2 separate regions of the Homo sapiens genome follow, and region 1 is linked to region 2. The links are chromatin loops, found by intact Hi-C in ENCODE. Cell type or tissue: sigmoid colon. All regions are shown on one strand. Each heading gives the region's core, and the rest is flanking DNA. Links, peaks and the distances in the headings are about the cores only. Region 1 holds the start of LOC105372116 (a long non-coding RNA gene). Region 2 holds the start of LOC124904302 (a long non-coding RNA gene).

Region 1 (16,136 bases), core at 7,384-12,383, 50 kb after region 2:
AGCCATCTTGGCCACCCCATGTCCCCCTTTCAGCTCAGGCTCAGAGAGGGCATGCTTGCAGTGGAGGCCACGGGGACCTGATGTTCACATGGCAGCTGCTGTGACTGCAGGAGCTGCAGGGGAGTAACACAGAAGCCCTACTCAGAGCCCCTTCCTGTGGCTGCCTGAGGCTCTAAGTTCTACAAAGACTGCCATTTTCCCTTTTCCTGCCTCCTCCTACTGCTTGAACGCTCCCTTTCCTTAAATAAAGGCAGAGGGAGGGGCTTGGTCTCCTCAGGCAAATAGGCTCCCAGCAGGTTCCCGCCACCAGGCCCCAAGCAAGCCTAGACCTGCCTCCCTCTCCTGGGGCTCAGGCCAGGGTCCCTGCTGTGCAAGTGACAAACAGGTCACTTCTTGGCTTTTCTCTTCTAGAAAGAAACTCGACTTCAAAGAGGAAGGGTGGGTGAGCCTGCTAGGGTTATAGGATTAGGCTCTGTGAAGCTGCTGTTAAAGTTTTATGAGCCCCAGCCTAGCTGTGAGAGTGATTATCCTGCAGCTCCCCAGCTGTTCTCCAGCCCCAACACGCAGCTCTGCTTCAGAAGGCAATGCAAGAATAAGGCAACGCAGGAATCCGGCCTCAATGGCCAGAGCAGATCTGAACAGATTGCTGATAACACTCTGGTTGCTTGCCAGCAAAACCTCCAAGTTGCTTTGTGTAATTTTTTCCCTCTACTCTTTTCACACCTCTCTGTGGTGGCCCCTGGCGAAAATCAACCATGTCAGGGTCTTTTCAAGGCTTGTTCTCTCACCAGGGTCAGCCCAGCCTGGAGGAGGCATTTCATTTGCACAGAACAGCAGGATGACAGATCTGCCATTAGTATTCATGATCTGGAATCCCAGGAATGGACTCTCTGGACATGTGGGAGTAGGTTGGGCTGACAGATCTAAATCAAGCTCTGAATTCTCTACTCTCAGAGCTCCGGCCCATCTTCTGTCAAATGGGTCACAGATCCACTGCAAATACTGGCCAGTGATCAGATGCTGCTGACTTGCTCAACAGGGTCAGGCTTTCACCGTCAGAATCGGTGGCAGGTTACTAACAAGAGGAAGGACCAAGGAGGGTTACCATGGGGATGTTTGCATGTGCCGAGATAGAAATCAGAATCCAGGACCCTGCAGTGATTTCCATCTGAGAGAATTTGCTATAAGGTAACTATTAAATAACTGTTCCCCTGAGTTCCCTAAAGTCATCCCGAGGAGGTGCCATGTTGCCAAGGGCCAGGCTGGAAACCTCCCAAGCCCCACCCCTTGGCCCAAAGGTAAGAGAGATGGCAAGAAAGAGTTGGGAGACAGAAATGGTCTACTGTCCCCTCATCTCACCCTCCCCACGGTTACCACCCGCCCACCAATGCAGGGCAGCCTTTGACCTTCCCTGGAAGGTCTGATGTCATCTTTAATGGTCTGTTTCCATGACTTGCAGCACTACAGGTTTGGGAACCAAACAAATGACAGGTTAATAACAATCAGACTGGGATTTGGCGATGAACCCTCACTTGTCAGAGGCCTCAGTGTTAATAACCGTACTTCCAGTTCAGGGACGCTCTGCTAATAAGGTGAAGAGTGTGGCTTGTTGTGTGTGAAGATTACAAAGCAGAAAGGTTTCTCACATGATCTATAAATTCGCCCATGTAAACTACCTAAGACAAAGGCTAAATACGTTCACTTTGGGGGCTGAGATAATGCACAAAGGAAAACTGTGTTCTTCTAAGCTAAAACTAACTGCAGAAGTCCAGAGAAGGTGAGTGAGGTGTCCCACCAGGAAGGTGGGGGGCGGGGAAAGGATTCTCACTGCAGCCCCGAGGGCTGACAATGGTGCTGAAATCCAGGCTGCCACTGTCACTCCTCACATCATGACATCCCACTGAGAAACACCGCAGGACAAAGCAGCCCAGAGAGAAGTCACTCTAGATTTCCACCAGGAACACACTGCCCGACTGTGCATCACCTGTCCAGAGCTTCCTTGATCCTGTAACCCCTCCCCCTGGCTCCCTTCTTCTGGAGTGTGGGAACAGGGGGGAAGCAGAGAAACAATGACAGCTGTTAAAGGAACCACTAGCCACTTACCTTGGTGCTGCTGTTGTTCCTAACCAGCCTTGGGGAGGAGAGGAGCAAGTGCAAACTATGAAGAGAAGTTAGGCAATTTTAATCAGGGCTTTGAAATGCAAACCCCAACACACTGAGCAGAGGGGGTAATGGTTGGAAATCATAGGAGGAGGTGTATTATTTTTGGATACATCATAAAGCTAAGAAGATATTGAAAAATACCCACTGAACTAGTGTCAAGGGGAGGGTCGGGGAGAGGGCCAAGTCTCAGGACAGGACAGAAAATGGCCTCTACTCTGCTGAGAGGGAAGTGAGAGCAGAACTGGAGACCCTGGGACTGTCTGCCTGCAAGGCAGATACCCAGAGGGTCCCTGGCCAGCACTCATGAAGTCCACAGTGGACTGAAGGGAAGCAGGGGCTTGGTCTTCAGGTTGGGGGACACAGAATGGGAAGCTCAGGGTGACACCTGGTTGGGGCCAAGGAAAGGAGAGTGGCCTCTGGGGAAGCAGACACAAGGCATGGAAGGCTGCTATGGTCTGAATGTTGACGTCCTATATATGGTGAAATTCTAACCCCCAAGGTGATGGTGTTAGAAATGAGGTCTATGGGAGACGACTACATCATGGAGGCAGAGCCCTCATAAATGAGATTAGTGCCCTTATTAGAGAGGCCTGAGAGAGACCCCTGGCTCCTTCCACCATGTGAGGACACACTGAGAAGGCACTGTTTATCAGCCAGAAAGCAAGCCCTCACCAGACACCAAATCTGCCTTGATCTTGGACTTCCCAGCAAGCTGCCCAGTCTATGGAATTTTGTTATAGCAGCCCAGATGGACTAAGACAAAGGTTTGGAGTACATGTGTGTAGTAGCAAGATCACCAGTCCAGGAGACGGGAGATCCAGGTCTTAGTATCTGAGGTCCAGTCCTTCATCTCTCTGAGCCTTTGCCTGCCCACACATGTCAGTGGGGAGTGGGAACCCTGCCTCATCTGCATCTCATGATTGAGCTGATCCATTGGGATGGCAGGTCTAGAAGTGCAACATATTACAAAGTCCTAATGCATGTGCAGTCTGCAGGATTACTTCAAAAGGAGGAGTTAAGGTTCACACACACCTGGATGGCTGGCTGAAACTTACCCACTATGACTACTAGTATGCTTTGAGCATCACCAGTCTGACAGGGGCAAAGTTCCAAGCCAATTCTTCACTTAGGGGGGACTCTGATGCCTTCCATCTGCCACTTCTTGGAAGCCATGAACCCCCAAATTGGATCAAATGCTGGGAGATGGAATTACCAGGAAGTGCAAGGACTAATAGGTTGGGGGAGGCAGGGAGAGGGGAAGGAGTTGAGGAGAATGCAGCCAGCAGCTGCTGCAAAGGCTGGAGGAGAGGATAATTAGATCAGGCTCCAGAGGAGCCAGCGGGAGGAGCAACCTGTCTTGTGTCTGCTGACCACGTGGTCCAGGCTGGAAGGGGCAGCGGCTGGTCCCCTCAGGCCGGCAACACAGACCAGACTTGCTTCTGAACCAAGTTAATCTCATCTCATCATTTCCCACCTGCCCAAATGGTCTACCCAGCTGAATTCTGAACTGCCAGCCTAATACGTAGGTTCTACATGATATAACTTGAGGACTAGAAAATGATCCCAAACATAAAAAACATCCCGCCCACCCACAAGGTGGGGAAGGAGTTTCCACTGTTAGGACTCTTTCCCCTGGGAGATGCTTGTCACCTGTCAAAAGGTGCCCTTGGAAACCAGAGAAGATGCCCCCAAGAATAATGGAGACAGAGCAAGGAATGCAGCTTACCCTGAGAGTAAAGGGGCAGGGAGGGAGACAATGGGGGAGGGAGGCAATGGGGGAGGATAAAAAAGGAAAAGCAGAAAAGGGGAGAAGGAGTGGGGACACCAAAGAGGTGGAGACTTATGTCTGGAACAGTGACATCATGCTCTCCACTTACCTCATCTGGCACAAGCTACCCAGGGGCTTGTTTTCCTATGAATTAGAATGTTACTCAATTTGATTTCTGTGTACTTACCCCCATGAGCTATTTGTCCTATTGAGTGTCTCTAACAGCACGCTCCCCACCAGCTTCCTCAATGACAATCCTGTTCCAGGAGCCAAGAAAATATATATATATATATATATATATATATCTGGACACATGCAGAATGCAAACACCAAGTGGGACAACTGGAGATTCTGGGACAGGGAAAGATACCGAACCCTTGGGGTTATGCACCTGCAGGGAGAAGTCTGTGCTAGCCACCTCTCACTTCAGCACTCTCCAGAAGCATGGGCTCACCTCTTCCCTGTACCATTAGTTCAGAAACATCCACTCTTGTCTCCAACACCCTGACATGCAGACTTGGTCCATGGAGCCAAACTTCCATCAGAATCAGGGAAGAAACTATAAGAGCAGGAACAGACTGAGTTAGGAGAAAAGGAGGCTGGATTTATAAAGATTGCATTCCGTGGCAGCCATGGTTTGAATCTGATCCTTGGGCCTCGTTGTTCCAGCTGACATGGACAATAAGAAATGAGGACATCTGGGCTGGGCGCAGTGGCTCACGCCTGTAATCCCAGCACTTTTAGAGGCCGAGGCGGCAGATCATTTGAGGTCAGGAGTTCGAGACCAGCCTGGCCAATGTGGTGAAACCCCGTCTCTACTAAAAATACAAAAATTAGCCGGGTGTGGTGGCGCACGCCTGTAATCCCAGCTACTTGGGAGGCTGAGGCAGGAGAATTGCTTGAACCTGGGAGCTGGAGGTTGCAATGAGCTGAGATCACACCACTGCACTCCAGCCTGGGAGACAGAGTGAGACTCTGTCTCAAAAAAAAAGAAATGAGGATATCTGGAGGCCAGGAGACAGCTGGCAATTCAGTAAGTGTCAGTCTGAAACTGTTACCGTCACTCTAAACTCAAGTCAGGCCACTCTATTCCTGTGCCATCGTTTTCTGGCCTACAAAACCAGGACAATTAAAAATCACTTCAGTTATTTCCTCAATGAACAAATATGGAGTGAGGGTCTACTGTCCCCCAGGGCCTGGCTGGGGAAACAGAGATAAATATCACAGCCATAGAGCAACTAAAGACAACTGCACCTTCTTTCCTGTTGAGGACTTCAGAGCCTGCACTGTGGGCAGCACTGTGACCTCAACACAGCCTCATGAGGGAGGCAGGTTCCAGAAGAGAACTCTGAGGGCAGGAGTTTCGGTGCTGTCTCTCTACAACTACACAGCTGGTCCATGGCTGGGCTGGGCTGCAACCCCAGGGTTGGAGGCCTTGGCTCAGAGGCTTGGGGGAAACCTATGGCAGGGAGTGGGGAAGGCAGGGAGAGCCTTTTCTGCTGCAGTGCTTCTGCTTTGTCTCTCTTCCCCTTCAAACTCCCTTTTTTCTTTCTCAGCTGATCAGAGCCTAAGGAGGCACCAATTGGCTAGTGGGACTCCAAGTGATGATGAAAACCCTGAACTCATGGATAAAGGGACAAAGGAAACTTGCTCCCTGGAACCAAGGACTTGTGATGGGGAGAGTGGCCCACTATTTCAGGACACTCCTGGTAACTCCTGTAGATGGTCCTCCCCTAACAGACAAAGACAGGCAAAGCCGCAATGGCTGCTTCCACCTCATGAGTGTTAGCACAAATTCATTCATTCATTCATTCATCTGTTTATTGAGCCCTGCTATGTCAGGCACCCTGGGGGTATAGTGACGGAGAAAGCAAATAAGGTTCCTACCTGCAAGAAGCTTATGGTCTAGTGCAGTGCACCCCAACTTTTTTCACCTTGAGGTACACCTAGAAAATGATTAAATGTGTATCAACTATCAGAGTGACTGATGAGATCACTCTGGCTGGTGGGGACCAGCCCAGATCCTCCAGCTGACCCAGGACCCCACAACCCCTCCAGTCCCAAGGGCTGAGAGGATCAATATCATAGTAAGCCATGCACCCTGGCTAAGGACCTCCAGCTACATGGTTATAGGTGGGTTTCTGATTTGTAGCTACCGGGGCAGTCAAGATTAATGGAAAACAAGGGTACTATAACCTGGGAGTGTTAGACCTCAGAAGAATGAAACCATGGTAGTTTCAAACCATGGCTGCAAATTCTTAACATCCCTCCCATGAAGAGATGGTGTCCATATCCCCACCCCTCCCATGAAGAGATGGTGTCCAAGTCCCCTCTGCTAAGTGGGCTTGTGACTGCTTTGACCAATAGAGTACAGCAGAAGTGTGATGCTGTGTGATTTCCAAGGCTGGGTCATAAAAAAACAGGCAGTTTCCACTTTGCTGACTGGAACCTGTGCTTTTGGAGAACTGAGCCTCCACGTAAGAGGTTCCACTGTCCTAAGATACCATCACGGAGAGACTATGCATACATGCTCTGGTTGACAATTCCAGCTAAGCCCACCCTTCAGACCCACACCAGATATGTAGGCGAAGAAGCTGCCTATGACTCCAGCCCTTTTTGTTCAAGTTTTCCCAGACATCATGGAGCAGACAAAGCCATTTCCACAAAACCCTATCTGAACTCCTGACCCACAGAATCCATGGCATAATAACATGGCTATTGTTTTATACCACTGGGCATTGGGACAGTTGTGCAGCAGTAGAAGCACCAGGACAAAATCAAAGCCCCAACTAAGGATGCTGGGCTGACCCCAGTTCACAAGGATGACCCTCCACTGCATGTTACCACAAGAGGTGAGGGTAGTGGGAGAAAAAAGACAGCTCACAGGAAAGCAGCTTCCTCAACCTCAGTCTTCCTGGCAGTGGCAAAGTTAGCATACCCTCAGCAGGTCAATCTTCTAGTGGTCTACAGTCTGCTCCTGCAGCCTTTGCATGGACTTTGTAAGCACCCAACTCCCTGTATTAAATCCTTCTCTGCTGACAAGAACCAGAGTAGCTTCTCATACCTGCAACTGAACCTACCTAATGCAGAGCCCAAATACCCTGCTCACACTCCCAGAGCCAACTTGGTTTCTCTCCATTTCAGAGATTGGCTCTTAGCCTTTTCACTGATTATCTGTGAAATTTACCAGAATCCTTCTAGTAAGTTTCCTTTGCTTTGCCAAAATTGATTTCTGTTGTTTGCAACCAAAGAACTCCAATTGATACAAAATTTAAGCTGCTAATTAAGTGAATATCTTATCTAGTAGTCTCCCCTTATTCACAGTTTCACTTTTGGCGGTTTCAGTTATCCAGGATCAACCATGGTCTGAAAACATTAAATGGGAAACTTCAGAAATAAACAATTCATAAGTTTCAAAAGACTTTCCTTATAGTATATTATAATTGTTCTATTTTATTATTAGTTATGGTTGTTAATCTCTTACAGTGCCTAATTAATATATTAAACCTTATCATCCATATATATGTGTGTAGAAAAAACATAGAATATATAGGGTTCAGTATTATCCAAGGTTTCAGGCTCCCATGAAACATCTTGGAACGTATCTGCCTTGGATAAGGGGGGGACTACTGTATTTAACCCCCTTTTTAAGAACCCACTTTTCAGATGAACAGTGTAGAAAAGAATAATTTTCACATGATTTGAAGATACAACCGTAAATGTTTTTAGTCTTTAGAGATAGCTTTTTTTGTGCATGAAAAATAATCTTCAGAATTTACTTTGGTATTTAAAGCCAATTATTACAGAAACAAATTCAAAGGCTTAGTTTTCCCTATGTTTTTAAGTTCAATTTAGACATAGTATTCAATTTATAAATCTTTCAAATTTCACAATAATTTTAAGAAGATTTGTATAACTTAATTCCTTGGAATATTTTATCTGTATTTATAAACCCAACATAATAAATTCCCTTTTTAAAATAATTCAGTTGTCTAGCTAACCAACTTTTCCAAGTACTAAAGTGATTCTTACAAATCTCCTAAATCAAGTTTATAAATACAATGATGAAGTTCTTTTAAATGTGCCTATGCTATTTATAGACTAAGATTCTCTTGCAGTTTTCAGCTTAGAATTTAAATTGATTGCTCGGGACTGTAATTAGCCAAATTCTCCAAATACTTTTGGACACCTGATACAGTTTGGCTGTGTCCCCACCCAAATCTCATCTTGAATTCCCACATGTTGTGGGAGGGACCCAGTGGGAGGTAATTAAATCATGGGGACAAGTCTTTCTTGTGCTGTTCTCATTATAGTGAATAAGATGCATGAGATCTGATGGTTTTAAAAAGAGGAGTTTCCCTGCACAAGCTCATCCTTTCTTTGCCTGCCACCATCCACATAAGATGTGATTTGCTCCTCCTTGCCTTCTGCCATGACTCTGAGGCTTCCCCAGCCACGTGGAACTGTAAGTCCATTAAACCTCTTTCTGTAAATTACCTAGTCTCAGGTATGTCTTTAACAGCAGCATGAAAATGGACTAATAACACCACTTGGGTCCTACCTCACACCCTCACAGCCTACCTTTTGCTTTAATCACTCCTGTAGTAACCACAGGTGAGGCCAGACAGCACCTCTCAGCTTCAGTCTCTTGCTTTGTACCTGTGTAATTCTCAGACATTCAGACGCTATGGCAAAGGGCTCCTTGGGAACTGCTCTACATTCATAAACACACACACACACACACACACACACACACACACACACACAGAGCGAGCGAGAGAGAGAGAGAGAGAGAGAGAGAGAGAGAGAAGGGAGGGAGAGGGAGAGGGGGAGAGAGAGAGAGAGAGAGAGACTGACCCCAGAAGTGTACGGGATATCCAGTGAGAGAATGAAGCCAGTGGATAAAGGATCTCCTCTACCATTTTTCCGGCAGACAAACCTGAGGCTTATTCCACATGGTTCCTCAGAAGTGCCCAGAAGGATGGAGCATCAGTTGCCCGTAGCAATGACCAAGTCAATTATGCACCCAGTTTTATTGTTTTACTCCTGTTCCCTATATCCCTTATCAGATAAACTACCTGCCCCTGAGCTTCCTCTCAGCTCTGCTTTCCAAGGTGAATGCTGGCTAAGACAAATGCTAATGCACACAAATTATTCCCAGATTTTACACAATAGTCATACTAGGGGTTTGATTTGCTTCATAATCTCTGTTCTCAGTTCTAAATCTCCCCAGGGTTAAAAGATTCACCAGAGCTGCCATAACAAAGTACCACACCTGGGTGGCTTAAAACAAGTGAAACGTATTATCTCAGAGTTCTAGGGGCTGAAAGTCTTAAATCAAGGTGTCAGCAGAGCCACGCTCCCTTGAGACTCTGGGTAGAATGCTTCCTTGCCCCGCCCTGGCTCTGGTGGTGGCCCACAATCCTTAGCGTCCCTTGGCTTGCAGCTGCATCACTCCAGTCTCTGCCTCCATCTTCACATGGCTTTCTCCCTGTGTGCGTCTTCACATCAACTTCCTTCTGTGTATGCTGGCATCCAGATTTCCCATTTTTATAAGGATACACAAGTACTGGATCGGGGCCCACCCGAATGACTTCATCTTAACTTGGTTCTCTGCAAGACTTTATTTCCAAATAAGGCTACATTCTGCAGTACTGGGGATGAGGACATCAGTGTATCTCTTTTCAGGGGGACACATAACGCCACAGTGCCCACTAAGGAAACAATTAAGTAATTCTAAGCAATTAGAGGGATTTCAAGCAAATTTTCAGGTTTTCTGTCAGCTGGGCCATTTTGCAAATTGGCTAGAGATTTTGACAGGATTTGAGATCAGAAACTGTGAAAGGCCAGACACCATGGCTCACACCTACAATCCCAGTATCTTGGGAGGCTGAAGAGGGAGGATAGGATTACTTGAGCCCAAGAGTTGGAGACCAGCCTGGGTAAGATGGTAAGAGCCTGTCTCTACAAAATAAAATAAATAAATAAAACTAGCTGGGCGCAGTAGCATGCCCTTGTAGTCTCAGCTACTCAGGAGGCTGAGGTGGAAGGATTTCTTGAGCACAGGAGATCAAGGAGTGCAGTGAGCTATGATTGTGCCACTGCACTTCAGCCTCGGGAACAAAGCAAGACTCCATCTCTTAAAAAAAAAAAAAGTTGAAAGAAGGAAAAGAAAAGAAAAACTGTAACCGAGCCATCTTCCACAGTTACCACACCAATGGGAATCTAAGTTCATGCCTTCCAATGGAATTGTGGAAACAGAGATTACAAACTATAAAATCATGAATTAGCTTTGGCTAGAAAATGTGGAGGAAAGCAGAGTTTCCAAGGCCCGGTTAGCAACTGCCCAGGAACAACCCTAAAAACATGAGAGACTGTTGATACAGGTGCTTTGAAAAAATAAGTCCTGATGTAGCCATTAAATCTTATTAGGTAGAAAAGGAAAATAAAGTGCATATTTACACAACTGTGAACAAAAAACGTAAGCTAATTCTATCACCAGTCTGTATCTTGTCCTCAGAGTTGAAATCTCGTCTAGTTTGCTAGAAAGTCCAATGATCTGTGCTGTAATATTGAAAGTTTTATTTTTGTAGTTCCAAAGATTTTGGCTTATAATCTTAAGACTAATGTGTTTGTTTTATGTAAATACATTACAGAGGATGTTTATTGTAGAAAACAGCATTTGTTCACTTGAAGTTCTAAGCTACATTTGTCATAGGAAGTTGATTTTTCCCAACAATCTTGGTGACAAATTAATTCACTGTGACATCACTTGTCTGGCTCAAATTAACTCCTATAAAATGAACAAACTAGCTTTCTTAACATTAGGAACATAGATAAAGGAACATTTCTTCTTGCAACATGCATTTATAAGTAAAGTAGTGCTAACAGATGAAGCTTAAGTACATTTGAGAGATGATCCTGAATTAAGATCATTTGATAGATGATGAAGTTGCTTGAATTCAAGTTACATATTACCTCATTCTTAAGTCTAATGATTCTGTATCTAACCCAAAACCAGGATGGCAGACATTTGATGGGATTTGACTATCTATTTACTTGATGCTACTATGAATTCATTTCATGTACTCCCTACAATCTATGAATCCATTTAAATCCATCAAAATGACATTTGCTTGGATTCTGCAGCTCTTCCTGGCTTTGTCTGGCTTAAAAGTCAGAACTTCCAAGGTCTTATGCATGACAGGAGAGAGGTCAGCTTCATAAAGGCATATGGGTTGGACAACCACTTTCACTGTTGCCATAAGAAATTTCCAGGTGAAAAATAAGGAATGAACAGAGAAGGCTGATCCTTCTAATGCATAGTTAAAACCCTTTAAAGAAAATCAGTGGATCTTTGGCAAACATTATACATTCTAGCCTTTTTCATGTTAAGCGGAAAACATAAATTATATCCAAATAAGTGATAATAAATGTATCTGAAAGCTCCATGCTTCCAGAACACTTTGCACCAAAGGCTCCTCTCTGAGGTCTTGGGAAGCAATGAGGCAAAGAAGCTGCATGTTAGATTCCGACTGAGTGGTGCAAATGACTGCTAAATTAGTGTGAATTATCTGGGCTGTTCCATGTGGCCATCCAACCAAAGTACTGCCTGTACTGCAGAACTGCCAGAGAAGGCCTCCTGGCCTCTATTTTATTCTTCAACAACAAAATACAAAGTACCTCTTAGTTTCTGACATGAATCAAAACTAGTCAAAAGATCAAGCACGGGGGCCAGGCACAGTGGCTCATGCCTGTAATCCCAGCACTTTAGGAGGCCACGGTGGGCTGATCACTTGGGCTCAGGAGTTCAAGACCAGCCTGGAAAACATGGTGAGAGCCCATCTCTACAAAAAATACAAAAATCATCCAGGTGTGGTGGCACACAACTGTAGTCCCAACTACTTGGGAGGTTGAGATGGCAGAATCGCTTGAGCCCAGGAGGCAGAGGTTGCAGTGAGCCAAGATGGCACCACTGCGCTCTAGTGTGGGTGACAGGGTGAGACCCTGTCTTAAAAAAAAAAAAAAAATCAAGCAGGGACAAAAAGTGGGCACTTGCAAGACACAGGAAAACCGCAAAGAAATGCTAGGGCTAGACGGAGGAGGGGGGAACTGAGCTATAAACTGGTCAATGAAGATGAATAATCTATCTTGATTTCTTTGAAACAAGGCAGGGTCTGAACGAACAAATGGATACAGATGAAAGCACAGGGAGGTGAAGGGGAGCTGTTGCTTCTCCCTGGGGTCTTTCTGTTCCCCTCAGCTCAGTCATTTGCCTCATCTTTTCCCATCCTGCCTTGCCAGTGCATGCAGCCCACAGCCCCTCCCTGCAAGGGCTATCTGGAGGCAAAGAGGGTGGATTGGGAGTTCTCTGTGGCTTGGGAGTGGGAACCATATTCTTGGGTCTGGCACAGACTATCTACCAATCTAGTTGGTTCTGGAAGCTTCTCAGAGCACCTAGGCTTCATCTCCTGAACCAACCAGAGGTCCTCCAGGACTTTCAAGTCAGGTAGCACTCAACTTACCTCCCAATAGGGGAGTACAGCTCTCAGGCTACCCAAGGTACCCTACTCCCAACCCTTCCCACTTCTGGTGGCAGCTCTGGACCCAACAGAACTGCCCCCTCCCTATCACATCCTAATTCTGCTTCTTCTGGCACATCTAAAATTTCCTTCTGCTCTCTCTTGGATCTGCTACTGATAGCCAGACATGGGCTCAAGGCTGCTATGATCTGAATGTTTTATCCCCTCTAACTCATATGTTGAAATCTAATCCCCAAGGGGATATTAAAAGGATCAGCCTTTGGGAGGTGATTATGTCATGAGAGCTCTGTCCTCATGAGTGGGATTAATGCCCTGAATAAAAGAAGTCCGAGGGAGGGGTATGTGTGTGTGTGTGTTTACCCCTTCTACCATGTCTACCATGTGAGGACACAGCAGAAGGTGCCATCTATGAAGAACAAGACCCTCAAAAGACACTGAATCTGCTTGCACCTTGATCTTGGACTTCTTAGACTCCAGAACTCTAAGCAATCAATTCCTGTTGTTTATAAATTACTCAGTCTAAGGTATTTTGTTAGAGAAGCCTAAATGAACTTAGAGAAAGGCTAACACATTATCTACTTTCAGGACTCATTCAAGTTACTTGCTAGACGTTGTAGGAGTTACAATCTTTCACGCATTCTTTTTTTTTTTTTTTTTTAATGGAGTCTCGCTCTGTCGCCCAGGCTAGAGTACAATGGCATGATCTTGGCTCACTGCAACCTCCATCTCCCGGGTTTAAGCAATTCTCCTGCCTCAGCCACCCCAGTAGCTGGGACTACAGGCACATACCACCACTCCCGGCTAATTTTTGTAATTTTAATAGAGATGGGGTTTAACCATGTTGGCCAGGCTGGTCTCAAACTCCCGACCTCAAGTGATCTGCCCGCCTTGGCCTCCCAAAGCACTGGGATTATAGGTGTCAGCCACTGCACCCGACCTTTTCATGCATTCTTTACAAGAGTTTCACTGTCACAGCCACTGTTCTGCTATCTAGGTTAACTCACACATCCCTGTGACCCACAAATGTCAGAATAGGGCACTATTAAATGACATTAAGTTCACCTCTCAGTTTCAGTTCTGCCCAACAAATGTAATCCCTAAGGAATCTCATTCTGTTCAAGGGACATCTCAACTTTCTGAAATAGGAGAATAGGTTTCCATCCCCTTCACCTTGGGAAATACTATAAAAAGTCATATCCCTGTGAATCACAACTTAACCACACACTCAGGCAGGAGTGTGAAGGAGGTCTTCCTGTCTTTTTCGTATCTGAGCCCCTGGATCCCTTCTTGTGACCGGCACTTAGTGAATGGGAAAATAACCGTAACAGCAACACCACCACTAACCACTATTCAACCTCTAGGACAACTATGAAGGGGGTAGATGTGCACAAGGGAGCCTAGGTGACAACGATGGGCCACTTGACTAACACAGTCACAGCATCCTATAATAAAAATCACTATAAATTCACAGAATTACAAGTAATAATAATTATAGCTAGCATATACTGTCCATCTACTAATACTGCTCTAGTGATTACTCTTGGTTTAACAACTTTAGACATCATCTACTGACTTCTTATCACAGACATAAAAATTGAGGTCTTATCCCACATCCCTTTCTGCTCCTTACATCCTAATGAAGTTATGACTTTGAATTAAGTTTATATTTAGAATCTGGGCCGGGCGTGGTGGCTCACACCTGTAATCCCAGCACTTTGGGAGGCCAAGAAAGATGGATCACCTGAGGTCAGGAGCTCAAGGGCAGCCTGGTCAACATGGCGAAACCCTGTCTCTACTAAAAATACAAAAATTAGCCGCATGTGGTGGCACATGCCTGTAGTCCCAGCTACTCGGAAGGATGAGGCAGGAGAATCACTTGAATCTGGGAGGCAGAGGTTGCTGTGAGCCAAGATCATGCCACTGCACTCTAGCCTGGGCCACAGAGTGAGACTCCATTAAAAAAAAAAAAAAAAAAAAAAAGACAACACATTAGAATCTATTACTCTATGTTTATTATTGAGCTAAGTAATGTTCTCTGATTACATTTCCTTTCTTATAGTTTGTTTTTCCTGGAGTTAATAATTGTCTTTTTTTATTCCAATCATTTTCTTAAACTTATGGTTTTAAGACTTCCCACAACCTCCAACAGCTCTGTAAAATATCTTTCAATCAAAACTTACATACTGTCAACCTGTCAAGTCTTCTGTCAGTTCCATTTTCCCCTTGAGTTTCCCCCACAGAGCTCCCTATTCTCTGGTCCACTCAGAACCAACTTTCCTGACTCCCTAGACCTACTTTACTCTTGTCACTCACACCTTCACCCTTCTTCTCTCTCTGGAGCTAGATCCCAGGTTTACTGGATCACATCTGCTTTGTTGTACTTGCTAATTTTGATGAACTATCCTCCAAGAGCCTCCTGAGAGAGTGTGTGGAGGTATATCAGGATAGAATGGTTTATGCTTCAGTAGCACACAACCTCAAGAATTTAGCAACTTTAATACTAAAGGTTTATTTCTCACTCCATGACATAATCACTGGGGATTACCAGCTGGAAGCAATGTTCCACATCTCCTCACTACAGAATCTAAGCTACCCAAAGAGTCATTATCACAAGCATTGTAGCTCACTGAGACAGACTAAAGGAAACAGCATAGTGAAGCTTCCACCTGGAGGTATCCCACATCATTTCTGCTTATATTTGATATGGCCACACCAAATCAAAGAGGAAAAAGGAGAATGGAAAATACTTGTTGAATAGCACTAATGACTATTGCAGGAGATTAATTTTTAAAAATATTTTTCATGGCCAGGCACAGTGGCTCATGCCTGTAATCCCAGCACTTTGGGAGACAGACGTGGGCAGACCACTTGAGGTCAGGAGTTCGAGACCAGCCTGGCCAACATGGTGAAACCCCATCTCTACTAAAAATAGAAAAATAAGCCAGGCATGGTGACACACGCCTGTAATCCCAGCTACTTGGGAGGCTGAGGCACAAGAATCGCTTGAACCCAGGAAGTGGAGGTTGCAGTGAGCTGAGATTGCACCACTGGGTGACAGAGCGAGATTCCGTCTCAAAAAAAAAAAATGTCATATCTAAAATGTCTTGATTGTGTTTCATACTCAATTAATAATGTGTGGGAATAGAATTCAAGATAAGAGACAATTTTCTCCCAGAATTTTGAAAAGAAAGTGTCCCATGTCCCTTAGCTTCCAATGTTGCTGTTGGGAAGCCTCATCATGCCAGGCTCTTTCCTGAGGCTTTGTATCTGACCTCTTCTGCCTGTTGTTGTTGTTCCCATATTTTTTCTCTTTCTCTCTCTGATAGATTTTAGGATTACATTTTTATTTCTGCTGTTATGAAATTTCACAATGACATGCCTTGATATGGATTTTTTTCCCATTTATTGTGCTAGGTATTTTTAATCTGACACTTATGTACTTCCTTTCTGGTCAATATTCATGTACTAGTTGATAAGTTCCTCCTTAGTGTTTTCTCTTTTGTCTCTCTCTAGAGTGGCGATTAGATGTCAGGCTCCTGGAATAGTAATTTGTTTTATCTCTACTTTCCTATTGTTCTTTTTGGGGTTATTCCTTCTAGGACATTTTTCAAGCACTTTACATATGCATATAGTTTAATTTTTATTTCCATGAGCTTTTCCTT
Region 2 (16,136 bases), core at 5,878-10,877:
CCCCTGGAAGTTGGGCTGATACCACGTGGCTCAAAGCCCAAGCCTTCTAATCACAGTCATCCCCATCCTGAAGCCATCTAGGGACCAACCATGAGTTGCCTCATTAGCATTAAGTCAGATATGGTTCCAGGAGCCCACCATGAATAACAGACACTCCTGTCACTCAGGAAATTCCAAGGGTTTAGAAGCTTCCTCCAGGAACTGAGAATAAAGACCAGCCAAATTCTTTATGATGTATCAGGCAGTTAGAAGTAAATCAAACAACAACAACAAAATACCTAGTCCCTCTTGACAAACTCTCCATATAAATACACTGGAATACTCTACAACTGTGAAAGTGAATTAGCTACAGGTGCACACATCAACTGTTGCATATATTTCAGTTTTGCAAACCAAATTCACTGGCAGCGCTGTGTGATTAATAGTGACGCAAACATCAGCACTCTTCTGTGGGCCCATCTGCTGAGAGTGGGCAGGACCCACCAACCAGGGTTGTGGAAAACTGTGAAGCAGGCAGACTTTATCTTCAGAGCCCATACCCACCTCCTGTGCCTCTTCCCCTCCTCAGAGCCGCACCTCCCTCCAAGTGTCTGGGACATTTGCATTCTCTTTGCTTCCTCAGCTCTTCAAAACCCTCTCGGGTGCATTGCTAAGTGTGAAGGAGAAAATCCCTGCAGATTCTCTAGGCGGGAGTTGGGGGTGGGGGACAGGGAATTTGCTTCTCTAGCTATTCCACTCAAAGTTGCAACTGTGGGTTTTGGCCCTTGGTAAAGGAATTTAAGAGAGTAAGGTGACAGAGGAGGAAATCAAACCTTTTCTGGTGGCCGAAATTCTCACCAGCTTGTTTAGGTGAAGGACAGAAACACCTTTCAAAACCACACCAGCTCCCCCTGCAGCCATGCCCTTCACGTGTTCCCTCCTCTAAGGAATACCAGGGACCTCTTTGCAAACTCTCCAGCCCTCGAGATGATTTTCCTCCGCCTATTAGAACATGGGCCCTACCATGGATTAGATTACTTCAAAGAAGGTTCCTAGAATATGTTTCTGCTTTCCAAGCTTAAATTCTAACAAGACACCCCCACCCCCACCCCCATCCTCCTTGGCCATTATCCTCTTCTTTTGCCCAGCTTACTCTGGTCAGGGCCAGATTTACCGTGGAGTCCATGAAACTTAACCCCAAGGCCTCTCCTTTGCACAACCCTGACCAAGGCCCTGGGAGGGACCCTAACCTTGTGTTCACATGGTCATGTGTTTTTGTAATATTCACAAAGCAAGTTATTTTGAGAGCAATCTGTTAGCAAATGGGCTATTGCCATTCAGACTTTCCCTCCTGCTGGATGCCGCTTGCTTGGCTGGGCATTTGGGGGAGCTGACTTAGGGGAGGTTGCAGTGGAGATGCTTTTAGTTTTAGTGGGCTATGTTTACGTGGTTTGCAGTTACTTCTGTATGTGCAGTTAGGTTACTGCCAGCATTGTGGTGTAGGAATAACTTCTAGAAATCCTGCTAAGGCCCACGGAATCAACTCATGAGGTCCTCATGCAAACACGGCCCACCCTACAACTCATAACATGTGACTGCAACTAGGACATCATCAACAACTTGGTTAATGAGTGTCGTTAATTCAAAGAGAATAGAAGTTGAGTCACCACATAAGAAAATTAGAAACGCCCCCCAAATCTTATAGGTCATGTACAAAAGAACACTAAATAGAATTATTTCCCAAATTTGATAATCCAGAAAACTTATAAGGTAAAAGAACTTATAAATATCAGCCATACAAGGCTGGGCATGGTGGCTCATGCCTGTAATCCCAACGCTTTGGGAGGCCAAGGCAGGTGGATCGAATCACTTGAGCTCAGGAGTTTGAGACCAGCCTGGGCAACATAGTGAAACCCTGTCTCTACTAAAAACAGAAAAAATTAGCTGGGCATGGTGGTACACACCTGTGTTCCCAGCTACCAGAAAGGCTGAGGTGGGAGGATCGCTTGAGCCCAGGAGGCGGAGGTTGCAGTGAGCTGAGATCACACCACTGCACTCCAGCCTGGGTGATGGAGAGAGATTCTGTCTCAAAAAAAAAAAAAAAAAAAAAATCAACCATTCTAAAGTATCAACCACACTAGAAGAAAGACTTAGTTATCTTTTTAACTACCTAACTTTCAAAGACTGAGTTATCTTTCAAGCTGGGCGTGGTGGTGCATGCCTGTAGTCCCAGCTACTCAGGAGCCTGAGGTCGGAGGATCACTTGAGCCCAGAAGTTTGAATCTAGCCTAGGCAACATAGCAAGACCCTGTCTCTTAAAAAAATAAAGAAGCATATTACAAAATTGTCACAGAAGAGAAGATCAGAGATTATGCAGCATGTTTACATTTGCTGCCAGCAGTTTGCCAAGCAGCTAATTAGTAAAAATGTTATTTTTATGAATGGTGTGGTGTTTGTAGTATTTGCCAGCTTTTTATAATTTTTAATTTGCTGCAGTTCCTTTTCTGATTAAACATAAATATTCATTTTCATATCTAATTTTGTGTTCATGATTTTGTATTTTTAAGAGGCTCCCCAAACCAAGATCCACCCTGGCCCCTTTTCTGTTTCCTTCTTCATACAGTGACTGCCCCATCTTCCTGCCCTCATCTGGTGTTGACTGTGCCCTGGTTTCATGATAGTCTTTGCAGTTGAACCAGCATACTTACTGCCCAGAGCTGGAGTGTATGCTCCCTGAAGACAGTCCCCTGATTCAGAGTACCACAAACAGGGCCGGACCTACTGGAAACACTTTATAAAGGCCTGTTAAAAGAGCATCTGAAATGAGACTGTAATTCTCTCGAACAGGTGACCCGGGAGCTGCCTCCCAGTATGTGGGCACTTCAAAAGTGGTGTATCTGCCTGCAACTTGCAGGTTTTCCCAGAATACAAGAGTTTCTGCAGAAAAGATGTGGTTCCCTGTGAATAGTGTGATCCAAAAAGACCTTTCCCAAAGTCAGGGTCAGACAGGGTTACTGAGCCAAGAGTTGGATTTGGACCCTAACAGAAGCAACTCTGGAGACCCCTCTCAAATTGATCTCAAGACCTTTCTGCTGCCCTCCTCCCCATGCTCACTCCCCTTCTCCATCCCCACTGCCTGTACTTCTTCCCTGCCTGGCCAGCCTGGGCAGTGGTCTCAGTGCTACTCATTCAGCAGGCACCTCCTTCCTCCAGTAACCTGCACTCTCCACCTTGCCCAGCCTCCCTTTCCTAACCAAAACATCCCTGCTTTTCCAAGGGGCCAGAGCCTCTGTGGAGTGAAAGTAGCTGGCATTTCTAATGGCTTTTATAACACGCAGCCACCTGCCTTCAGCATCTTCTGTCTGCAGGCACCAGGCACACCAAGAGGTCCCAGCACTCAGGGGCTCTCAGGATAAGTGGGGGAGGCAGTGCGCCTCCATTCACACAGAGCATTCAGCAGGCGCCATAATATTAGTCTTGCTAACAGAAGACAGTGGGCTTAACAGGTCAGTATGTTTCCTCTCCCAGGTATCGAGTTGATATGTTGACAGGGACCTTACCCAGCATTCCTCACAGCCTGTCCTGAGAAAGACTGGTCCCCATGATGCACTTAGAAAAAAGTGGATAAGTGGTCAAAGAGGTTTGACAAGCACTACATACTAAATCCCCATCTAGAAGATTCTGAGACTTTATAAATAAGCTTCACTGGTTGTTGCCAGCCTGTCCCAAGGGTGTTTGGGCACACATCCTATCTCCCCTGCTAGCTATTAACATCTTTGGAATATGAATTCATTTCAGGAAACACTACCTTACTATCTTAACTAAAAACAGCAAGTCTGTAGGTGAGACTCCTGCACCCAGACAGGCAGGTGGTCAAGTTCAGGAGGAGCAGGGCATCCCCAGTGTTCCACAGGGAGCTACTTCCTGCCTACATTTAGGCTGGACCACCAGGAGCCTCCTCCTTCCCCACACCTGCCCTTTCCAGGCAGACCTTGTGACAGAGAGACTTTTAAAACTTCAGGTAAGCTCTCTAGGGCCCATTCCATTCCCTCCCACGCCATCTGTATAATGAGTCTACCTGGAGACTCCAAAATCTGTCACGCCCTCCAGACCCATCTAAGTTCTACCTCATCCCGCATCAGTAGAAAAAAGAAAGGCCAGACACGGTGTCTTATGCCTGTAATCCTAGCACTTTGGGAGGCTGAGGCGGGTGCAATGCTTGAGCTCAGGAGTTCGAGACCAACTGGCCAACATGGTGAAACCCTGTCTCTACAGAAAACACAAAAATTAGCCAGGCGTGGTGGTGCATGCCTGTAGTCCCAACTACTTGGGAGGCAGGAGGATCACTTGAACCCAGAAGGTCAAGCCACTGCACTTTAGCCTGGGTGACAAAGTGAGACCCTGTCTCCAAAAAAAAAGCAAGACAATCATGTGTGTCTCTCTCTTATTTCTCCTAGTCTACTGATTGCATCACAAGCATTGTGGGTCACATTCCAGAGCCTTCTGAGAAGGGAGAAGTCAGGGAAGTTCCTTTTGTTCTTCTGAGCGTTCTCTGCAAGTCAAACTGGGGAGAGTTCCAGTCCTGTGGGGTGGGAGCAGCTGTGAAGAGGCTGGAATCGGAGGGAACTTTGGGGCCTGGAGGCCTAATGGAGGACTCTGTGATGTTGGACTATGTTGTGTCGTTACCCTCCCTGCCTCTGCATCCTCTTCTGTGGAGCAGGGACAATGACAGCAGCCATCCTGGGAGAGCATCATGATGACCAAATGGAAGGAAACAGAGGGTGAGGAGCACCCCAAGCACATGGTCAGCACCTGGCAGGTGGCTGTTATTATTACCCACTCCTCAAAAGTGCTTTTGGACTCACATTTTCTTTCTTTCTTTTTGAGGGTGGAGGTGTAGAGAGGTGAAATAAAGCTCTGAGTCTGACCTCCAGGTTGGTCCCAGGCAAGATTAGCAGCCTGAGGGGTCCGGCTTCCACACGGTAGCATGAATAGCATGTTCAATAGAAAACCGGACCCATACCCCACACGGCAGAGGGCTAGGCTTGAGCACAGACACTACCTTTGTCCTGAGATTTCTACATGGCAATGAAACTTCGAGCTAATTTTCTCCTGACTGGTGGTCAGTTCCTGAATTTCATGGGCATATCAATCATTCCTTTAGCTCAACGTTTTTACTCCATTCATTCACCCGATTGTAAGTGAGCGCCTATCTTGTACAGAGGTGCACTGCAGACAGAGGGAAAACAACTGGCTCTTGCCTTCAGGAGCCCTCGCTGCCTCCCCTGCTATAGAGTTAATGAAGTTAGATGAAGGGGTCCAGGAGGCTGTGTGAACACAAAGCCTTGCCAGCTAAGTCAGAGAGGAGGGTCCTGCAGTAATATCCCCAAATGTAAAATGAAAAATAAATACCTTCAACAGGGTTCTCAGGAGGTGAGCTGAGCTACTGCTGGCAAAATCCCTTGTACAGAGTGGATGTCAACAAATATTCCCTCCCCTCCCTAATGTGCTCTCAGTTATGTACCTGGATGTTAATAAGGGAGCTGAGAGAAAAGTTTGCTAGGAGGGCGGAGAAAGTTTCCACCCTCCTCGGGGGAAGAGGTCGGGGACAGAAAGGGGAGGCCTGGGGCTCAGAGACCAACGTCTCATGTCTTCTACCACATGGCCACGTGGCTCGCCCCTTGACTCACTCTGGTCTCTGCTCGAATGTCCCCTTACATGAGAGGCCTTTCTGGACCACCCACCCCATCACTCTCTATCTCCTTACCCTGCTTTATTTCCATTCCTTGCACTTATCTCCACTAGACATATCATCCATTTGTTTGTTCAGCTGTCTTTCCATCCAAAGTGTGCACCTCATGATTACAGGGACTTTGTTTTGCTCACTGCTGGGATCAGATCTCAGCTCTGCCAATTATTAGTTAATTTGATCTTGCTCAAGTTAGCCCCATCTCTCTACCTGTTTCACAGGGTCATTTTGATAATTAAATGCACTATTAATAAAGCAGTACTTGGCACGGTGCCTGGCACATCATAATTTCTCAATAAACGATAGCTATTATTATGATCAGTGATTTTTCAGTAAATTTTTACTTCCTGTGGTTCAGCCATCTGGGGAAAACCTCTGCGGCTACTCAAGGATTTATCTTATCCTGAGGGGAGGTAGAAATAGAAACCTGTACTCATCCAGGAACCATGAAAATACTACTTACCTTTCCAAAGCAGGTGAACTCAAGACCTCTAGAGATGCTGGTTCTCAAATACAGCTACACCTTGGAGTCACCTGGGGAGCTGTAAAAAAATCACTGATGCCTGGTTCCCACCCCCCCGCCTCCGCCCCCACAGATTCTGATGTGATTGGCACAGCAGGAGTCCTGAACGTCAGTTTTTTTTTTTTTTTAAGTTCCCTAGGTGCTTCCAGCCTGTAGCAGGTCTGAGAGCCCGTGCTCTAGAGTGCCACCAGATTTCCCCTTGAAAGCCAGCGTGACAGATGTCTATTTGTGGCTTGACAGTTAATGCATCTTACTAAAAGAAGCCATTTGCACAAGGACTGGCCTATTAAAAATTAATCACTTTGGCCTAGCAGGGCTTCTCACTTAAAGATTGCTGTCCATTGTCATGCAGCACCCCAGGATGCTAATGCCCCACAGAGGAGAACTTGTAGCCCCTCCAGCAGCAAAATCAGATAAGGAAACTGAGGCAGAAGCAGCCCAACCAAATCATCCCTCCACCCACCTCTCTACCCAGCCCAGCCACTGGTCCTGGTGAGGATGGTGGTAATGGAGCTGCCAGTCCTGGTACATCACTGAACAAACAGAACATGTTATCCTGTCTTTGAACTGTAATAGGATTCAGAGTTCTTGATTTGGACCCCATGAGGATAATGTCCAAAGCTTTTATCAGACGGTGAGCTCTAGCTGAATTAGAAGACAACCACATTTCACCGAAGTGCTTTTTAAAAAGAAGCCCAACTCCATTGCTCCCACTTTCCTGCTGTTTAAAAGTAAGGAGAAGTACATTACGCTAAATGAAATAAGCCAGATGCAAAAGGACAAAGCCTGTATGATTCTGCTTCTGTGAGGTCCCTAGAGCCATCAAACCCATACAGATAGAAAGGAGCATGGTGGTTGCCAGAGGCAGGGGGCAAGAACAATGGGGAGTCATTGTTTAAGGGGGACAGACTTTCAGTTTTGCAAGATGAAAAGAGTTCTTGGCTGGGTACAGTGGCTCATGCCTGTAATCCCAGCACTTTGGGAGGCTGAGGAGGCAGGTGGATCACTTGAGCTCAGGAGTTCAAGAGCAGCCTCGGCAAAATGGCAAAACCCCATCTCTACAAAAAATACAAAAATTAGCAAGGCATGGTGGCCCGCACCTGTAGTCCCAGTCACTCTGGGGGGTTAAAGCCCGAGGATCGCTTGCAAGTCTTACTGGGAGACTGCAGTGAGTCATGATCGTGCCACTGCACTCCAGCCTGGTGACAGAGTGAGCCTCTGTCTCAAAAAAAAAAAAAAAAAAAAAAAGTTCTGGAGATGGATGGTGGCGATGGTTGTACAGCATTGTGAATATACTTAATGCCACTGAACCGTATGCTTAACAGTTAAAATGGTGAACTTTATGGTATGTGTATTTTATTACAATTAAATTTTTTATGGCAATTTTATTATAATTTTTTTAAAGTCAAAGAAAGTGACCACACAGGGCCTGGAGTGTCCAACAAGGGCCTGCAGGCCTATGGGAATTTATATGAGCTTTTGGTTGATTTCCATGGAAACCTGGGAAGAGATGGTGAATTTCAGGATCTGTCCAGGATCCCCCAGAGGGTGGAGTGGAGAAGGGGCAGCCCTGAAAGGGGATCAGCAGATCAGCATTTAGGGCATCTTAGAAGTTTATGAAAATTCAGTGCAGCTGATTTAGCCAAACGATTTCTTCACCCATGTTTACTTTAGCTGCGTAATAGAACGTGCCAGATGATTTCCCAGTGATTGCGATGTGAGCCAGGCTTTGTGATGTGTTCCCTCCCTCAATTTGAGAGAGTCCCTGCTGCATGCTTTCCTGCAAATAAGTTTAATGGAATGAGTTTGCTATTTGGCTGTGGTATTATTCCTTTTTAAAAAAGGTTTCTCACGTGCCTCATATGTACATTGGCACAAATAAGAATTATGCCTTCAGAGGGAGATGACTACAGAAGAGAGGCTGTATATGTCTGCTTCAGCGGGACCTCTGGGAGGATGTTGTTCTTCTAAATGATCTTTTGATGAGTGTCTGTAACTCAAAGAATTAACCCCTATTATAGGTCAGTCTGCTGCTCGGTTTGAGAAATCTGCCTGGCCTGTAAGTAAAGCAAATCATAATTTCTTAGGGCAGGCCAGTATCATAAAGACCATCTAGGAACTTGCTGGTCCAAGTGTGGTCATCTGAACCGCAACATCAGCATCACCTTGTTTAGACTGAGAAATGGAATCTGCGCTTAACCAGTCGAGGTCCTCAAGGGATCTGAGAGCACCCCAAAGTTTGAGAAGCCAAGCTTTAGGGTCTCCACCAGGAAGACGGTTTTGGCACATCTCTCCACGAGACTGTCTGTTCTGTGCTTGGACCCTCTGCTTGTCTAGACAGCCCAGGCCCCCACAGAAAGCCCTGGCAGCCTTAGAAGTCTCTCTTATGTGCGAGGCAGTGGAGCCCTCTATTCAGGTCAAAGGAGCTACATCTGCACAGCCTGGGGTTGAATTCCAGCTGTGCCACTTATAGGCTGTGTGAGTATGGACAGGCTGCTTACACTCTCTGTGCCTCAGTTTCCTCCCTGTAAAATAACTATGATGAGAGTCCCTACCTCATGGGATTGCTGTGAGGATGAAATGAGTTAATCCATATAAAGCAGATAAAACTGTCTGAGGAGCTCAATAAATGTTAGCTGGTATTATCATGTTGCATAGATTTCTGTCTCACACATTGGCTCTCGGCTGTCCCCAGAGCCTCAGAGAACAAGCTTAGCTCCTCTTCTACATGACAGCCTTGCAAATGTCTACAGGCAGCTCTCACGCCCACCCCTTCCATGTCCTCCAGACTGAAATTGCCAGGTTCTCGTGTGACAGGCCTTTGATTTCCACTGCTCCTCCACCGGGAGGGCTCCTGGGAACCCAGTCCCCTGAAAGAATCACAGTCTCCCTGCCACAGCCTCACTTTTCCCCTAAGTTTTTCTTCTTCCAAGGAAGTGCAGTGCCAGGGGCCTTCCTGAGGCCTTCCTGAGTCCATTAATCCCCTGCTCTCCAGACTGCCCGGGGAATTGGGGGAAGCGTGATGGGGTGGAGAGGGAGCACAGAGCCTGCAGCCTCCTTGCTCCACCAGTGCCCACCTGCTAGTAAGACTTGCAAGGGCCCCACTAGGGGCGCAGGCCTGCCCAGGCTAATTAGAAAAGCAGAGACACACATGGCCCTTCTGCAACCTACGCTGAAACGCCTTCCGCACTAGGAGGGGGCATTCGCCTCCCCTGGGGAGCTCATTCAAGATGGAGATTGGAGGACTCCAAGTCGGCAGCTCTGAGTGGTCTGCACATTCACAAGCACATCTCTTGGAGTGCTTGTGAATTCACAAGCATGTCATTGGGGATGGGGGAAGGCCTGGCAGTATGAAAGTGATGAGTGCAGGAGCCAGACACCCCTGACCACTTCCCAGTTACAGCACCTTGAACCAGTCATTTTATTAGTCTGTGAAGGGCCTGCATCAAATTCATGTAAAATACTAACACAGTGCTGGGCACAGGGTAAGTCCCACAGAAATGTTGGCCATGATTACTTCCTGGTCCTTACATTTTTTCCATATTAACATTTCATCTCTCTAACCATGTGAAATGCTCTTTGAAGACAAGGGATGATCTGAATCATTTTCCCATCCTTCACACAGGGACAGACACCTTAGGCTCCCAGGACACATTGCAGAAACTTCTGGTTGGGAAGGCGAGGCTGTCAGAGTCTCTTATCATCCTAGCCTGGAAACAGGGGCAGCCCTAAACATTGCTTCAGCATGAAAGGAAAAGCAACCCTTCCCACCCTGTCCTCATCCCCCAGAGCTAAAGTTGACTGGGCTTTTATTCTTGGAGAATGTCATCTCATTTAAATTCACCATACCATACCAGGCCAGGCACGGTGGCTCATGACTGTAATCCCAGCACTTTGGAAGACTGAGGTGGGAGGATTGCTTGAGCTCAGGAGTTCGAAACCAGCCTGGGCAACGTGGCAAAACTCTGTCTCTACAAAAAATACAAAAATTAGCCAAGCGTGGTGGCGTGTGCCTGTAGTCTCAGCTACTTGGGAGGCTGAGGTGGGAGGATCGCTTGAATCCGGGAGGCGGAGGTTGCAGAGAGCCAAGATGGCACCACTGCACTCCAGCCTGGGCAACAGAGCGAGACCCTATCTCAAATAAATAAATAGGCCAGGCGCGGAGGCTCACGCCTGTAATCCCAGCACTTTGGGAGGCCGAGGTGGACAGATCATGAGGTCAGGAGATCGAGACCATCCTGGCTAACACAGTGAAATCCCATCTCTACTAAAAATACAAAAAAAAATTAGCCGGGCGTGGTGGCAGGCACCTGCAGTCCCGGCTACTCAGGAGGCTGAGGCAGGAGAATGGCGTGAACCCGGGAGGCGGAGCTTGCAGTGAGCAGAGATAGCGCCACTGCACGCCAGCCTGGGTGACAGAGTGAGACTCCGTCTCTAAATAAATAAATAAATAAATAAATAAATAAATAAATAAATAAATAAATTCATCATACCCCTAAGGGATTAGTAGGCACATTATCATTAAAGGGTGTAGTAGAAAGTTTATTGGATTGAGCCTTCTCCCCCAACCTTCCAACTCCCACACGCAAGAGATCAGGCAGTGGGGGCACAGCAAGGGCAGGCACAGGAGACTTGGCTCCAGATCAGAACTGGTGCCCACCCAGCACGGGCTTGCTGGAGCAGCTGGGAGTGCCCACCCTTCTGGAGTGACTTTGATCCAGGCTGTTCTGAATTCCCTGGCAGGCAGCTGGGATCGAGGGCTGCTTCCCTGCTCCCTCTGCAAAGAGAATGCTCAGAGCTTTAATTATACCTTCTCTCTATCCTTCAGGGGCCCCTAATTATGCTCCTCACAGGGCAGCTGCTGCTAGATTATTTCCCAAACACCTCTGAAGCTTTTAAAGTCAAAGCCTCCCATGGGCTCTGCGTGACTCTAAAGGGACAGCAAAATGGGTGGATGGGAGCAATAGCTGACGAAAGTCCCAAGGCCCCTTAAAAGGGTCTAGAAAGGAAACCATGTTCATCTGCCTCCCAGTGGGCACAAGGTGGCAGGAGGAAATAGACGATTAGGAAGGGGCCACTCCCATCTTGTTTCTTGTGCTCTGAGTGGTGGTCACAGAGAACTGTGGGAGTGTGCACTTCATGTCTTCTCAGAGCAGTGATGTTACAAAGCCTCACACAAGAGGCTGGCCCCAGCTGGCCTGCAACAGCCGCGTGCAGACGCACCCACTTGTGCGCCAAGTGTGCCTGCTGTCCTGCTCACTCCCTCCTTGGCCACCCTGTGCATGGGCATGCCCTGCCTGGGGAGACCAGGTCTGATCACAGAGACATGTTCCTCTCTACATCCAAAAGAAGCTGAAACTATCCTCACCCTGCAGGCTTGGGCAGAGGGCTATTTGGAGATTTTTTTTGAGCCAATATACTTATTGATTTATGAGCTCTTTTAATAAAATTGGGTCTCGACTTCTGGGTATTCTTTAAAGTTTTTTTTTTTTTTTTGTAGAAAATTATCCTGAATTTCACCCCATCCACTCGACTGCAACTCCTCTCTTGAATTCTGATCACCAGTACCATGTTGTGGGCCCCAGAGCCTCTCCCATTCGGACACCCAGGGCTCAGCTCAGCTGACAGCAGGGCCCTGGTCCACTGTGTCTGCCCCCAGACCTGGGAATGGAGCTTCCCATATATTCCCATCTCCCCTTCCTGGGGCTTCTCTTGCACCAGCTTGGCAGAAGACACTGCACCTTCCCAAATTCTTCTCAGCCTTGTGGCTTCTGAAACATATCAACAAATCCCCTTTAAGTGTCGGGCACAGTGGCTCATGCCTGTAATCCCAGCACTTCGAAAGGCCGAGGTAGGCAGACTGCGTGAGCTCAGGAGTTTGAGACTAGCTTGGGCAACATGACGAAACCCCATCTCTACAAAACATACAAAAATTAACTGGGTGTGTTGGTGTGCGCCTGTGGTCCCAGCTCCTTGGGAGGCTGAGGTGGGAGGGTCCCGTGAGCCTGGGAGGCAGAGGTTGTAGTGAGCCACTGTTGCGCCACTGCATGTCAGCCTGGGCGACAGAATGCGAGAACCTGTCTCAAAGAAAACAAAAACAAACAAAAAATCCACTTTATGTTTTTTTAAAGAGTGTGAAGAACAAGTAACCATAGGAAGATAGCTAGTAGTTAAAAATTCAGCAGGCTCTTGTTTTTCATTAAAAAAAAAAAAAGGAAGAGCTGGAAAGCAACTTTCTTAGCTCCTATCATGACCTGGTCTGTAATTCTGGCCCAAGGGCAGCCTTACCCATGTCAACATCTTTCTTTTACTTTCAGAGCAAGTGTTTCAGAAGAAAGCCCCCTGTCCCCACTGTTCTTTAACCCTAGACTCTGAGGAGAGGCAGATGTCAATTCCAGACCATTCTGTTTCATAAAAGACTGTGCATTTACATATCAGAGAAAACTCCCCTGAAGCTACCTCCCCTCTGGGTACTCTTGCTTTAGTCTTTTCCCTGACAATCTCACCCTCTGACTGAAAATAAAACCAGACTATTTTTTTAGAACCCACCCACCTAAAAATGAACTTCTACAGACAGTATTTGGCTTGTTCCTGTAACTTTTAGAATCGAACTTAAATTCCTAACAGCCTACTGTACACACACCATGGATGAGTCTCAGATGCATTGTGCTAAGTGAAGGAATTCAGACTCAAAAGGCTACATACTGTCATTCCATTTATACAGAAGGTAAAATTAGAGAGACAGAAAAGAGCAGTTGCTAGGGGCTGGGACTAGGGGTGACCAAAAGAGGGCATGAATAAATTGTTTGAGATGATGGAATTGTTACGTATCTTGATTGTGATGGTGGTGACATGACTATGCTTTTGTCAAAACTCACAGAACTGGTGAATTTTACCCTATGTAAATTATACTTCAATAAACTTGACTTTTAAAGCAATTAAACTCTTATAAAAATGACATTGGCCCATCCTTTGTTGGAACAAGATAAGGCATAAGTGGCTATCAACTTATATAAACTCCACACCCACCTTGGAAAGTGGAACCTGGACCACCTTGTAGTCAAGTGTATAAAAGAAGAGGATCAGTGGTCCCTGCAGAAGGTGCCTAAATTTGGGAGGAGGTTCAGACCATATGAGATGTTTCCTTTTCATTCATTCATTCAACAGTTCAGCAGTGTTTACTGAACACTTCTTAGGAGGCATGGGGCTGGGCTATGCGCAGTAGCTGCATAACAAGACACAGCTGCTGCCCATGAGGGGCGCACAGTCTAGTGGTCCTTGGAGGGGTGGGGATGCAGAGAAGTAAAGAAACAGCAACAAAACAAGGAAACTTCTGAGAGGAAGCTGGCCTGAGCGTGTCAGCCGGTAGCACCATGAGTACGGGGATATCCCTCATGGAATGTACACTGTCAAATGCACAAAGGACAGAAGAAGAGGGCACATTCTACAAATTTTAAGGAGTTCATTTTGGTGAGAGTATTGAGGCCAGCGTATGGGATGCTCTATGATTTCCAGCTGAAGGGTGTCTTCTGCTTTTCCTCCTTCCTTCTACCAGTTTGAGGCTCTACTCGGAGGAAATATGTGCCACAGAGGGGAGGAAACTGCTGTCCTTTCCAAAGGTTTTAGACATTTAATAAATCTTTGCTGAACAAATTAAGGGATTTCAGATTAATAGGTCAAAAGCTCCTGGGTCCTGGCCTTCTTAACTTTTCATCTGCTTTAACCTGAGACTGTGATACTTCTGCATCAGTAGAAAGGAAAGTGTGAATGCTAAACTGCGAAGTAAAAGACCATCCCTGGAATCTCCCATTGGATCTCCTTGGTCCTAACTGTCTCACCTTGACCCCCAATGGATCTATACATTTTTTTTCTTACATTAGAAAGACTGTTCTAGGGAATTCAAATGGACATTTCCCAGATGTCACTCTTGGCCCAGTTTTCTGAATTATGTAGAAAACAATTTCTAAATTCCCTGGGTATATTTTCCTAAATCATATATGGGTATATGTCCTCGCTATATACCATAAGGAGGGAGTCCATCTCAGACCACAAATCACTGAGCCATGGGCAAAATCAGCTAGAACATTTATCCCCCAGAAAGACACAGTCAGACTCCGAGAATCTCATGGACCAACGAAAGCTGTGTCCACTTTGTTGTTCAGGACTGCTTCCACATAGCATTTTCCTGCATCCATTATGAAGATGGTCTTATCTGTTCTCAGCAAGAGCCTGGTGCCTGGCTTTGTGGCAGCATTAATTCTGATCTTCAGTGTCAAAGCAACCAGCTTGAGTTCAAGCATATGGCTAATTCTGAGATTCATCCACTGGATACAGAAAACGCCAGAGTCTCATGGTTACTCTGTTGCTAGCAGTAATGAACTTGAGCAGGGCTCCTGTTTCTCCATCTTCTTACTAGACAAGGGCAGAGTTACATCAAGGTGGGGTGGGAAATCATTTCTTCTAAAATATTAATAACCTGAATTCCTTTCTATAAAGGAGAACCCTCGGATCTCGTAAGATTCTCTCACCAAAGCATTTCAACCCCACAAACCAGGCCCAGCCCCTCTAACCAGACGTCTGTTCACTCATGCTCCTTCAAGATCAATGGGAAAGGGGCAAGAATGAAAGGGACCCTGAAAGAGGTCTGTTTCATGGGAGGGGAAACTGGAAGAGGCGTGGGAGGAAGGGTATCCAAAAATGACTGATCAGTGGAACCAGAAATTTTGTCTTTCAGGGTTATCTGTCAGAAGGGTTGGTAACAAAGTGGTACCGTTCCCCACGACTGCTCCTTTCCCCCAATAACTACACCAAAGCCATCGACATGTGGGCCGCCGGCTGCATCCTGGCTGAGATGCTTACGGGGAGAATGCTCTTTGCTGGTGAGTTGCTAACTATGCCACCTTCCTTCTCATCTGGCGTCGTTCCATAGAAAGGGGAACTGAGTGCAAAACACTTACAATCACAAAACATGCTCATCTTTTGCTGAAATTACTTCTGTGGCTTTTATGACACTATTTGGAGGCACCTTATTATATTGTCAGGCAAAAATACTGGAGAGGCTAAAAAAATAGTAGCCTTTTGAGCACAGAAGTTTTTGCAATCAAGTAACTACTTTGCTATGACCTAAATGCTTGTGTTCCCCTAACATTCAAAGGTTGAAATCCTAACCCCCAAGGTGATGCTATTAGGAGGTGGAGCCTTTGGAAGGTGATTAGGTCATGAGGATGGAGCCCTCATGAATGGGATTAGTGCCCTTGTAAATGAGGCTGGAGGGAGCTTGTTTGCCACTTCCACTGTGTAAGGACACACTGAGATGGCATCATCTATGAAGTATGGGCCTCTCACCAGACACCAAATCTGCCAGCTCCTTAATATTGGATTTTCTAGCCTCTATAACTGTGAGAAATAAATGTTTGTTGTTTATATGCCACCTAGGCTATGGTACTTTGTTATGGCAGCCTGAATGGACTTAGACACACTTCTACTCAAACATCTTGAGACTGATGGCTGCAAACACACCCACCCTACATTTTTAGCCCCTTCCTCCTCCCTCCCTGCCACTGTTCCCTGTCCTTCGGCCACACCAAGTGACCCACTGTTTTCCTAATCTATCATCATTTTTTGTTCACTTTGGCACAAAGACCTCCTTCTCTGCTTAGAAAACTCCTAGTGAACCTTCAAAACCCAGCTTATGTCTTGTCCTCCATGACGTCTCTCCTAATTCCCCAGGGCATGAGTCATCCTTCTTGGCTCTCCCATTGCACTTCATACTCATTCTCGCACTCTCCCTCTTTGCTAGGAAGAGCACTTGCTCTCTTCACTCCCTCTCTTCCATTCTCTCCTCACTCTGCAGCATGGTTCACGCCCCCTCCATCTGTCTGAAGC

The links. A loop is a pair of places that touch in the nucleus more often than their neighbours do. Peaks named below come from ENCODE experiments on the same cell type or tissue, not always from the same donor. Only the 100,000 strongest peaks of a DNase experiment are listed, where the experiment ranks them.
Region 1: it touches region 2 in a loop (2.5-fold over the local background); 1 of 110 quality-filtered maps calls a loop at or near these places.

The regions. Positions count from the first base shown.
Region 1 is chr18:50,748,176-50,764,311 of GRCh38, forward strand. It overlaps LOC105372116 (a long non-coding RNA gene), which reads right to left and starts at 4,486. Exons shown (of 4, transcript XR_935467.1): 1 at 4,323-4,486; 2 at 4,119-4,188; 3 at 2,104-2,158; 4 at 1-113. In sigmoid colon, for the core only: no CTCF peak of the experiment used is centred there; a DNase peak (open chromatin) is centred at 9,376.
Region 2 is chr18:50,700,094-50,716,229 of GRCh38, forward strand. It overlaps MAPK4 (mitogen-activated protein kinase 4), which reads left to right. Exons shown (of 6, transcript NM_002747.4): 3 at 14,986-15,130. LOC124904302 (a long non-coding RNA gene) reads left to right here and starts at 4,350. Exons shown (of 2, transcript XR_007066369.1): 1 at 4,350-4,760; 2 at 4,867-6,046. In sigmoid colon, for the core only: no CTCF peak of the experiment used is centred there; a DNase peak (open chromatin) is centred at 7,969.